Linked DNA regions of Homo sapiens: region 1 is linked to region 2. The links are chromatin loops, found by intact Hi-C in ENCODE. Cell type or tissue: pancreas. All regions are shown on one strand. Links, peaks and the distances in the headings refer to the core of each region. The heading gives the core; the rest is flanking DNA.

The links. Hi-C counts contacts between places; a loop is a spot of excess contacts. Peaks named below come from ENCODE experiments on the same cell type or tissue, not always from the same donor. Only the 100,000 strongest peaks of a DNase experiment are listed, where the experiment ranks them.
Region 1: a loop joins it to region 2, with 2.4 times the contacts of the local background. A loop is called at or near these places in 15 of 110 quality-filtered maps.

The regions. Positions count from the first base shown.
Region 1 is chr11:74,552,054-74,557,431 of GRCh38, reverse strand. No RefSeq gene overlaps it. Among named protein-coding and RNA genes, the nearest start is that of POLD3, 38 kb to the left of the region's middle. In pancreas, for the core only: no CTCF peak of the experiment used is centred there; no DNase peak of the experiment used is centred there.
Region 2 is chr11:74,458,999-74,464,376 of GRCh38, reverse strand. It overlaps KCNE3 (potassium voltage-gated channel subfamily E regulatory subunit 3), which reads left to right. Exons shown (of 3, transcript NM_005472.5): 2 at 2,274-2,422. Among named protein-coding and RNA genes, the nearest start is that of KCNE3, 5.9 kb to the left of the region's middle. In pancreas, for the core only: no CTCF peak of the experiment used is centred there; a DNase peak (open chromatin) is centred at 2,156; H3K4me3 peaks cover 487 bases; H3K27ac peaks cover 2,326 bases.

The sequences.
Region 1 (5,378 bases), core at 188-5,187, 93 kb before region 2:
CAAGCTCCGCCTCCCAGGTTCATGCCATTCTGCTGCCTCAGCCTCCCGAGTAGCTGGGACTACAGGCACCTGCCACCACGCCCGGCTAAATTTTTTTTTTTTTTTTGTATTTTTAGTAGAGACGGGGTTTCACGTGTTTGCCAGGATGGTCTCCATCTCCTGACCTCATGATCTGCCCACCTCAGCCTCCCAAACTGCTGGGATTACAGGCATGAGCCACCGCACCCAGCTGAAAATTATCTTCTTTTAAAGGGCTTCCCTGATTAGGTCAGGCCCACCCAAGATAATCTCTCTTGCCACTTAACAGAATGACAACAGTGATGTCACCAGATTCACAGGTTCCACCTACACTCAAAGGGGAGATTATACAAGTGCAAAGGTCATTGAGGGAGCGGGGAATAATCTTAGAATTCTGCCCAATATAAAGGAGGCTGCCCAAATTGTGGAAGCTTCAGCCCCCACAAAACCTGAATCCACCCTGTCTGGAGGGTGTCAGAAACAGCTGCTATGGAATAGGGAGGAGGTGAAGGAGCAAGAAATAAGCCTTGTACACCTGCTCTACCGCTGCAGGCTTCCTTTCAGTTTCGGGAGGGGACAAATCAACTTCCATGTGCTTGGAGATCTGATATCACACAGGGCTAGATCAGGGCTAGGTGATCACACAGATTATACTCTGCTATTTTTTTTTTAATCTGAGGTGGAGTTTCGCTCCTGTTGCCCAGGCTGGAGTGCAATAGTGCAATCTCAGCTCAATGCAACCTCTGCCTCCCGGGTTCAAGTGATTCTCCTGCCTCAGTCTCCCAAGTAGCTGGGATTACAGGCACCCGCCATCACACCCAACTATTTTTTTTTGTACTATTTTAGTAGAGACAGGGTTTCATAATGTTGGCCAGGCTGGTCTCGAACTCCTGACCTCAGGGGATTCACCTGCCTCAGCCTACCAAAGTGCTGCGATTACAGGCGTGAGCCACCATGGCCAGCCTGCTTTTTTTTTTTTTTTTTTTTTCTTTCTTTCTGGGCTCAAGCAATCCTCCCACTTCAGCTTCCTGAGCAGCTGGAACACAGTCATGAGCCACCACACATGGCTAATTTTTAAAATTTTTTTAGGGACCAGGTCTCCCTGTGTTACCCAGGCTGGTCTTAAATTCTTGGGCTAAAGCAATCTTTCCACCTTGTCCTCCCAAGTGCTAGGATTATAGGCATGAGCCACTTCACCTGGCAAACTAAGTTTCCCTCAGTTGATTACCATTAGATCATACTTTTTAATATAATAACACTTCTCCACAGCTATCCACTTCTTTGTCAAAACCAGCATAAAAAAATACACGGTTTACCAATTTCTTTGGGTCTTCAGTTCCTTATGAAGGCTCCTGTGTCACATAAAATTTATATTCAATAAATGTCTGTATGCCCCCTCCCCTCCCCTCTCCTCTCCTCTCCTTTCCTTTCCTGACAGAGTCTTGCTCTGTCACCCAGGCTGGAGTGCACTGGCGTGTTCTCGGCTCACTACAACCTCTGCCTCTGCCAGGCTCAAGCAATTCTCCTGCCTCAGCCTCCCAAGTAGCTGGGATTACAGGTGCATGCTATCACGCCCAGCTAATTTTTGTATTTTTAGTAGAGACAGGGTTTCACCATGTTGGCCAGGCTGGTCTCGAACTCCTGACCTCAAGAGATCTGCCCACCTCGGCCTCCCAGAGTGTTGGGATTACAGGCATGAACCACTGTGCCCAACCTAAATGTGTTATGCTTTTTTCTTGTTAATCTGTCTTCTGTTTTAGAGGCCTCAATCATAAACCTAAAATGGGAAGGAAACATCTTACAAGAGACTAGAGAACTTTCATTCTCTGAGGACCAAAAGAAAAACACCAACAACAAAAACACCCCTATGAGATCTTCCCAAGATTTCATCAAGTGGCAAGGGAAGACCTATTTGGCAAATTGAATTTTAGAGAAACTGGTGGGAAAAAATTAAGGTTTCCTGCCTGCAACAGTATGACTCTAGCTTGTTCAACAAACTAGTTATATTTACATTATAGCATAGTAGGCATAGATACAATAAAACATATAGCACAACAACAAAAACACATTATAGTTCAGGAAGAGGCCAGAGTAGAGAAATTCCTGGACTGGGAGTTGGAAGACTGAGTTGTAGTTCTCATTCTTTCATCGACCACTTAAGTTGCAATGTGGAATCTACACAACACAAACAACCCACAGAGAAAAAGGTAAATGGTTTGAACGGGCAATGCACAGAAGAGGAAATGCAGATGGACAATGAACATATGAAAAGCAACTCAAATTCACTAGTTATCAGAGAAATGAAAATTTTTAAAAAATAGGATACAGTTTTTCAATAATATGTCTGACACAAATTGAAATATTGAGAACATCCAGCTCTTGTCAATGTAAGGGAAAAGAAGTGTTTTTCCTTCCCATCTTAGGTTCATGGCCGAGGTCTCTAAAACAGTAGACAGATTAATAAGAGAAAAGCATATACATTCATTGAATATAAATTTTATGTGACATAGGAGCATTCAGAAAAATCTGAAGAAATGGGTAAACCCATGTACCCATCAAAGAAGTTAGTAAACCTATGTGTTTTTAATGCTAGTTTTGATGAAGAAGTGGATAGCTGTGGAGAAGTTTGGTTATATAAAAAAGTATGATCTAATGGTAATAAATTGAGGGGAACTTAGCAAGGTCTGCTTGTTCAGATTCTCCTCCATGACCCTTTGTCTTCAGAGATAAGGAGGCTCCTTTCCTCTGGGTGCAGGGAGGGCACTTCTCGAATGAGGGTCTTATGACCTGCTGCAGGGGAAGGTCAGAATAGCCCTCCGAGGTTTCAGGACTTGCTTCAGGAAAATAGGGCAGGAGGAAGGTGTGAGTGATTTTCCTGCTTCTGATGTTTTTGGGTAGCATGTCCTGAGCTCCATCATTACAAAGTAAGGAAATGGACATCATTACACATTGCTGGTGAAGGTATTACACTGCACCATAATCTGTTTGGAAAGTATTCTGGAAGAAAATTTTTAAATGTATATACTTTTTGGCCCATGCATCGCTCTTTTAGACTATTTTGTTGGAACAAAAGTATCATTACCTAAAAATATATGTACAAAAATGTTTATGAGGCCAGGCAAGGTGGCTCATGCCTATAATCCCAGCACTTTGGGAGGCCGAGTCCAGGGGATCACTCTGAGTCCAGGAGTTCGAGACCAGCCTGGGCAGCACAGTGAGATCTCATCTCTACAAAAAATAAAAATTTTAAAAAATTAGCCAAGTGTGGTGGTGTGTACCGGTAGTACCAGCTACACAGGAGGTTGAGGTAGGAGGATCTCTTGAGTCCAGGAGGCGGAGGCTGTAGTGAACCTAGATACCTAGATCGCTCCACTGCACTACAGCTTGGGTGACAGAGACCCTGCCGCAAAAAAAAAAAAAAAAAAAAAAAGAAAGTTTATGTTTATGGGAACACTGCTTACAGTGGCAAAAAAAAAAAAAAGGAAATAACCTGAAGGTCCAAGAGCAGATAAATGATTGAATATATTTGTATATATTTATATTCTATTATGGAATATGATCTAGCTATTTATGAAACCAGTTAAATCTATATGTACTGTAACCAAGGACCTCAGTTTTAAAAATCACACATTTTCTTTTTCTTCCTTCCCTCCCCTCTTACCTAGTCATTCATTTCCTGTGTAGACACTTCTCTCTGGCAATGTATGCTTATCTAATTATGCTGTTGCTTAAGAAATTCCAGAAGCTGGCTGGGCGCGGTGGCTCACGCCTGTAATCCCAGCACTTTGAGAGGCCGAGGCGGGCGGATCACAAGGGCAGGCGTTCAAGACCAGCCTGGCCAACATAGCGAAACCCTGTCTCTACTAAAAATACAAAAATTAGCCGAGTGTGGTGGCGGGCGCCTGTAGGCTTCTGAGGCAGGAGAATTGCTTGAATTCAGGAGGCGGAGGTTGCAGTGAGCAGAGACCATGCCGTTGCACTCCAGCCTGGGTGACACAGTGAGACTCTGTCTCAAAAAAAAAAAATTCCAGAGGCTAATCTGGAAAGAAACCATGCAGGAAGCCCCTGTGGAATCCTCCGTAAGGAATCCTCCCACTTAGGGGGAGTCAGAACAATTAGGTCACCACCATCAGGCCAAAGTCAGGATAATGCCAAGCAGACCTCCAGAGAGACAATGACCCAAGATAGCCATCAGAACAAAGGCCCAGAGCTGCACTCTGCTGCACTCCTCTATGTCTCCCACACCAAACTTCTCTTTAAAAACCCTATGGTAAATTATAAAAATTTATAAACTAGCACTTTCGTATCTCAGTTTGTTGGCTCTCCAGTTAAACCTGCTTTTCCTCCCACCAACCCTCGTCTCTCCTGTTTGGCTTTTGAGCAGCAAGCAGCCGAACGTGGTTCCAGTTACAGTACCAACCAGGAGGAATGACAATGAAATACTCTTTACGTGAAAAAGCAGGTTGCACAGTAATGTATATTGCACGCCCTTGTTTTTGTTTTACGAAAGAGAAAACAGCCAGGTGTGGTGTTGCATGCCTGTAGTTTCTGCTGTTGGGAAGGCTAAGGTAGAAGGATCCCTTGAGCCTGGGAGTTTGAAGCCAGCCTGGGAACATAGCAAGACCTGGTCTCTAAAAGAAATAAAATAAATTAAATTAAATTAAGGAAAAATAAGGCCTTTGTATGCTTATATTTTTGTATTAGTGAAAAAAAGTGTGACAAGTTACACAATATGGTGTTAATACTGGTTAACTGGGGCGTGGGCTGGGGAATGGTGATACGGGAGTGGTGAAGGTATTACAGGGAAGAAGGGAGAAATTAACATGTATTTTATATGTTAACTTTTTATTGTTCAACTTATTATAAAGAATATAAAATACTCTTCTAATAAAAAAAGTGTATTGGTCTGTTCTCATGTTGCTAATAAAGACATACTGGAGACTGGGTAATTTATAAAGAAAAAGAGGTTTAACGGACTCAGTTTCACATGGCTGGGGAGGCCTCATAATCACAGCGGATGGCAAAGGAGGAGCAAAGACCCGTCTAACATGGCGGCAGGCAAGAGGGCTTGTGCAGGGGAACTCCCATTTATGAAACCACCAGATCTTGGGACACTTACTACCACAAGAACAGTATGGGAGAAACCGCCCCCATGATTAAATTATCTCCACCTGGCCCCACCTTTGATATGTGGAGACTATTACAAGTCAAGGTGAGATTTGGAGGGGGACACAGCCAAACCATATCAGAAAGTATATTTAAAAATTAAACTAAAAAATAGCATAGGTTTGGCAGTCAGAAAAATGCAAGTTTGAATTCCCACTCTATCACTAACAAGCTTGGTAACTATAAATAACCTA
Region 2 (5,378 bases), core at 188-5,187:
TACCTGCTTTATGTGACTTTTTCTACCTACCTCTCTGTACTTCATTTCCAGACACTGAAGACGCTCATTCTGAAAGAGTAGCTGAAACGGAGTGACGGGAAAGAAAGACCCAAGGGTAGAGTTTCACTTTTCCCCAGAGCAACCTGAATGAAAACCCCACTAAGATCCCCAGTTCATCCCTCAGATCACAGCTTTATTCCCCAACTTCCAAGTTAGGGGTTGGACAAGTGTAAGGCAAGTGCAGTTTGTGAGAACCTGTGAATGTATGGGAAATAGCAGGAACAGAGAGTGAACCTGGCTCATCTGGGGAATCAGGAGTAGGTCTGGAGCAGTGGGGTGCATGGAAGATGAGAGCATAAACGAAGTCTAACTCCTCCTCCCAAGCTTACCAACCTCCATCTCACTGGATCATTGACTAAGATTGGCGAGAATCTGTGGTGCATGAAAAGGCCATAGTGACGAAGTTAGAGGAGATGATGCCCCATGACACTAACAGGCTGTGTCTGGTGTGATGTGAAGCTTAGGTGTGAGGAAACACTGCCATTTGTAGTGGAAAGAGCACCTGAACAGTAGCCCAAACACCTGGGTTCTTGTCTGAGTGCTGCCATTTATGGGCCATGTCATTTTGGACTAGTCACTTCTCCCTTCTGAGCCTCAGTTTCCTCATCTACGAAATGGAGGGGTTGGCCTGGAATCTAGATTCTAGATGATCCTTAAAGTCCCTCTCAGCTTGGCCATCTGCTCACCTTCCTTCCTCACTGGCCTATCTTCTATTTCAAGGCAAGACCTCTCCAGGGCAGGAGCTCCATCTCCCCCATCCAAGGATCTCAGTAATCAGGGACTCTCCTGGACAGGGAAGCCAAGGAGCTCAGAAACAGTGGCAAAACTCCCCTGTTGCTGACTGCCAGTCCCCAGCTTGAGCCCCAGAGGCAGCCCCAGAGCCCCATAGAGAACCAACTTGTGCCTTCATCAGCTTTCTGCCTCTCCTAACGCAGACAGGAGGCCCTGGCACCCCAGCCTTCCCTCCCATACAAACCCAGCACCTAGAGATGTGGAACTATGGCCCCTTTCCTCCTCCTGTCAGAAGCACAAACATCCTAGTCTATTCAGAGAGACCCTGAGGCATGAAAGGTCTCATGAATCTTTATTCCCCTCATGGAACCCTGCCTCAAAGCCCACCCTACCCTCCACACTGTCCCCTTCCCCCACCTTCTGCAGAGTCTATCCCCTCCTCAGGCTAGATCATCCTGGCAGGTGAGCTGTGAAGAGGAAAAATGAGTAAATCTCTCAGTTTGGCTCGACTGGGATATTAGATGTCAGTCAGTCCCAGGGCTCAGAAGCATCTTAACCTGTGAGGAAGAGGTCCACAGCCTTCTCTATCTTGGGATTTGAGAAGCTCTAGAAAGCCCCCAAAATGCCTCTCCCATCAGCCTCTCCAACTTCCCATGGTCTCACAGCATGGTTTCATGATTCGTATCATCACAGGACGTTAGAACCAACTGAGACCCCTTCATTTTACAGATGCGGACAGAAGCTGAGGCCCAGAAAAGGGAAGTCTTATGTCCAAAGTCACACAAGGAGCAGCTGAGCTGGGACAACTCCCCTGGTTTCCATTTCCTTCACCGTAAAGTGAGGGCATATAGCCTAGATGGGCTCTGAAGGCCCTTCCAGCCTTGCTCTACAAAAACAACCACCGTATGTGCAGTGTCTAGTGCCAAGCACTACATGATGTTCTTTAATTTTCACAACAAAGCTATGCTACAGATAGTGTTCATTCTGTGACCGTGTTCATATCCTGTCTATCTGAATAGATTGGGTGGTAACACATCATTTGTTCCTATGTAAAATATCAACCCAGCTGCCAGTTGGCATTCTCCCACTCATGTCAATTCCCTTGGGATTCGAAAAGGACCTTGCTAAGGTAACCCTTAGGAAAGGGAATGTTTTAGGCTGCACCATCAGCTGGTCCCTGAGTGGGAGTCCACATTTTAAACAGGTTTCTCATGAAGTCACCCAGTGAAGACACTGTAAGTCTGGAGGTAGGGGACAGCAATCAGAGGCCCTTTGGTCACTGCACAGTTCCTTTAACTGCAACCCTAGGCTGGCCTGACCCAGCTGCTGCAGGAAGGGGAGGGGCCATGGGAGGGGGTCAGAGCCCACAGCAGGACTGTTGCATAATCCTTGGGGCCTGGCCTTGGGCAATCCACCCTGGTTCTGAAGTTTGTGCTTTGTGTCTGGTTCCTTCCTTTTCTGCCTTCTCTCCTGCTTTCTAGCTCTGGGCTTTCCCAGCTCCGAAGTCAATACTGAGATCCCAGATGTGTCCAGAGACATCCTGAAGAGGCTCGGGGGTGGAGGAGCCTTAGTGTGTCCACAAAGGGACTCCTGAAACTGACTGAGAGCCAGTGGATTTGCCAGCAGTCTGGTGAGTCTTCCAGATTGAGATTTCCCTCCCTCTCCCTGTCAGTTAAAACCCCTTTCCAATGATACCTAAGAAAACTGAATGGTAACTGCCCTGCCCTGGGATGGAGCTTGGGACGACTAGGAGCTTTCACCTTCACTGTATGTGCTGCGTCCATTCTTTTTTTTTTTTTTTAAACCTATGTGTACATATTTGCTTCTTGAAAATAAAAAAAAAGTTTTTAATCCTCTTCTACATAATACAAGTATATGCTCATAGCAAGCCTTGAAGGAGGAGGGAAAGGATGATCATCTTTCTTTGTGGGGTTTTTTGTTTGTTTGTTTGTTTGTTTTTTGAGACAGAGGTCTTGCTTTCCTGCCCAGGCTGGAGTGCAGTGGTGTGATCTCGGCTCACTGCAACTTCCACCTCCTGAGTTCAAGCGGTTCTCCTGCCTCAGCCTCCTGAGCAGCTGGGAATACAGGCGTGTACCCGGCTAATTTTTGTATTTTTAGTAGAGACGGGGTTTCTCCACGTTGGCCAGGCTGGTCTCGAACTCCTGACCTCAGGTGACCCACTGGCCTCAGCCTCCCAAAGTACCGGGATTAAAGGAGTGAGGCACCACAGCTGGCCTATTTTTTAAAATTGTGCTTAAAACACACACACACACACACACACACACACACACAAAACATAAAAATATACCATCTTAGTCATTCTTGAGTGTACACTCAGTAGTGTTAACTAGATTCACCTTGTTGTGCAGCAGATCCCCAGAATCTCCTCATCTTGTAAAATTGAAACTCTATACCTACCATACAACAACTCCATGATAATGTCTTTTGGTAGATGAGGAAACCAAAGCCCACCCAGGGAAAGGAACTTATTTCCTTCAGAGTAGGCTCATCAAGACACTTACACTGTTTGTTTGTTGTCTACCTATGAAATTGCCTGAGGCCCCTTCCTCCTTCAACCCTCACTTAGCCATTTCCTCCTCAGGTCTTACGACTGTCTCTACCCCCACTTCCCTACTTTGTTATCCTCTCTGCCCCAATTCATGACTCAGCATCTTACACTAAACTATTTCAAGACTCTGGTAGCTGGGCTCACTGCCTCAATTCCAGCTCCCTCCAGTCCACATGACAGCCAGAGTATCCTTTCCAGGCACAGATCTGACCATTTTATCTTCTTTTAAGATACCATTCCATGGCTTTTCCCTAGCTACAGAATAAAGTTCCAACTCTACAGCGTGGCACTCAAGGCCCCCCATGATCTGGATCCTCTCTCTCCTGCCCCACATCCTACACTATTCTTCCACACATCTTACACTCCAACCTCTTTATGCTACTTTCCATTCTTCTAAACATTTACACACTTTCTTGTTCTGCCTTTGCTCATGTTTCCTTCATCTTTTCTGCCTCTTAAAAACCCTTCAAGGTCCAACTCAAATGCCTCCATCACTGTGGACACTCTCTGAGCCCTGATCAGTATCCATCACTTATTCCTTTCAGCCTTAGTAGCTCTTTGCTTGTCCCCTGCATTGTATCAGAGCCCCTGGGCGAAGGCACTGGATCTGAGCCACCCCGAACTCCCATCACAGGGTGTGGCCCATATTGGTGATAACTATCTAGATTATTTTTTGAGTTATTTATTTCATCATGCTGCTCCTACTTGCTATTGGCCCACACGAGGGAAGCAGCAGCCACAGAGTTCTTGCCTGACACATGGGGTAGTAGATGAGAACGTGTATCTCCTGGATCTTAACTCAGTGAGCTCTTGTTCTTTTCCCCTCCTCCATCCAGACAAGGCAGCACAAGTACTAGATGTCAGAAGGCCCCAAAGGCCTTGCATGAAATGCTGCCCAGTCCTGGCTGATTGTGTTCATAGAGCCATTGATGAATATTTTTCATAGTCAGAATGATCATCTTTTCCAGGGAAGAGATCTTATGGTTAATAGTCACATATTAGTTTGTTAACAGTTCTACCCATATGATGGAGGACTGAATGCTTGGCCCATAGAGAATTCCTTAAAGTGAACATCTCTACTAGAAACTATTGAGAGAAGGAGAGCACCCAGCCAATCTAGAAAAAGGGAATACCCAGCCAGTCTCAAGGTAGTGCCCTGGGAAAGGAGAACACCCAGTCTCAGGGTAGTCCTCCAGACTGGGGTAAGAGACATAGCCCTGCTGACCAGACGCATGTGGTCTGATGATATCCTTATCAAAAACAAGAGGACAGCCACATATTGCCTTATATGTAAGTGCTGGGGGGAAGGGAAGGCTGTGATGATAAAGGCAGTGTAGTGTGGCTGAGAGGTGGGGAGCACTGAATGGAGGCTTCCTAAAGGAAGTGAGTGTGGGGCCTTGTTTATAGGGAATTACATATGGTTTTTCAGAGACAAGGATGCAAGTCTGTTTTAAGATGTTCTTTCTGGCTGGGCGCCTGTAATCCCAGCACTTTGGGAGGCCGAGGTGGGCGAATCACAAAGTCAGGAGATCGAGACCATCCTGGCTAACATGGTGAAACCCTGTCTCTACTAAAAATACAAAAAAATTAGCCTGGCGTGATGGCGGGCGCCTGTAGTCCCAGCTACTGGGGAGGCTGAGGCAGGAGAATGGCGTGAACCCAGGAGGCGGAACTTGCAGTGAGCCGAGATTGCGCCACTGCACTGCAGCCTGGGCGACAGAGTGAGACTCCGTCTCAAAAAAAAAAAAAAAAAAAATGTTTTCTATATTATAGACTAAGGATCTCTGAGAAGAAGGGAAAGGAACATTTATAATCACTTACTATATGCCAGGTACATAATGACTTTATTTCAGGAGACAAGATAGTTGGCGTGCTTGTGTCTTCTTTTTGTGGGCAGGTAAACCCCAAGCCAGACTGAGAACTCCTTTCACTCTCCCGCCCTCAGGCCCAAGCTGCTGTTCTCTTCTCCAGTGCCTGCAGTGGTTACCAACCTGTTCCCGTTTCCCTGACCACCTCT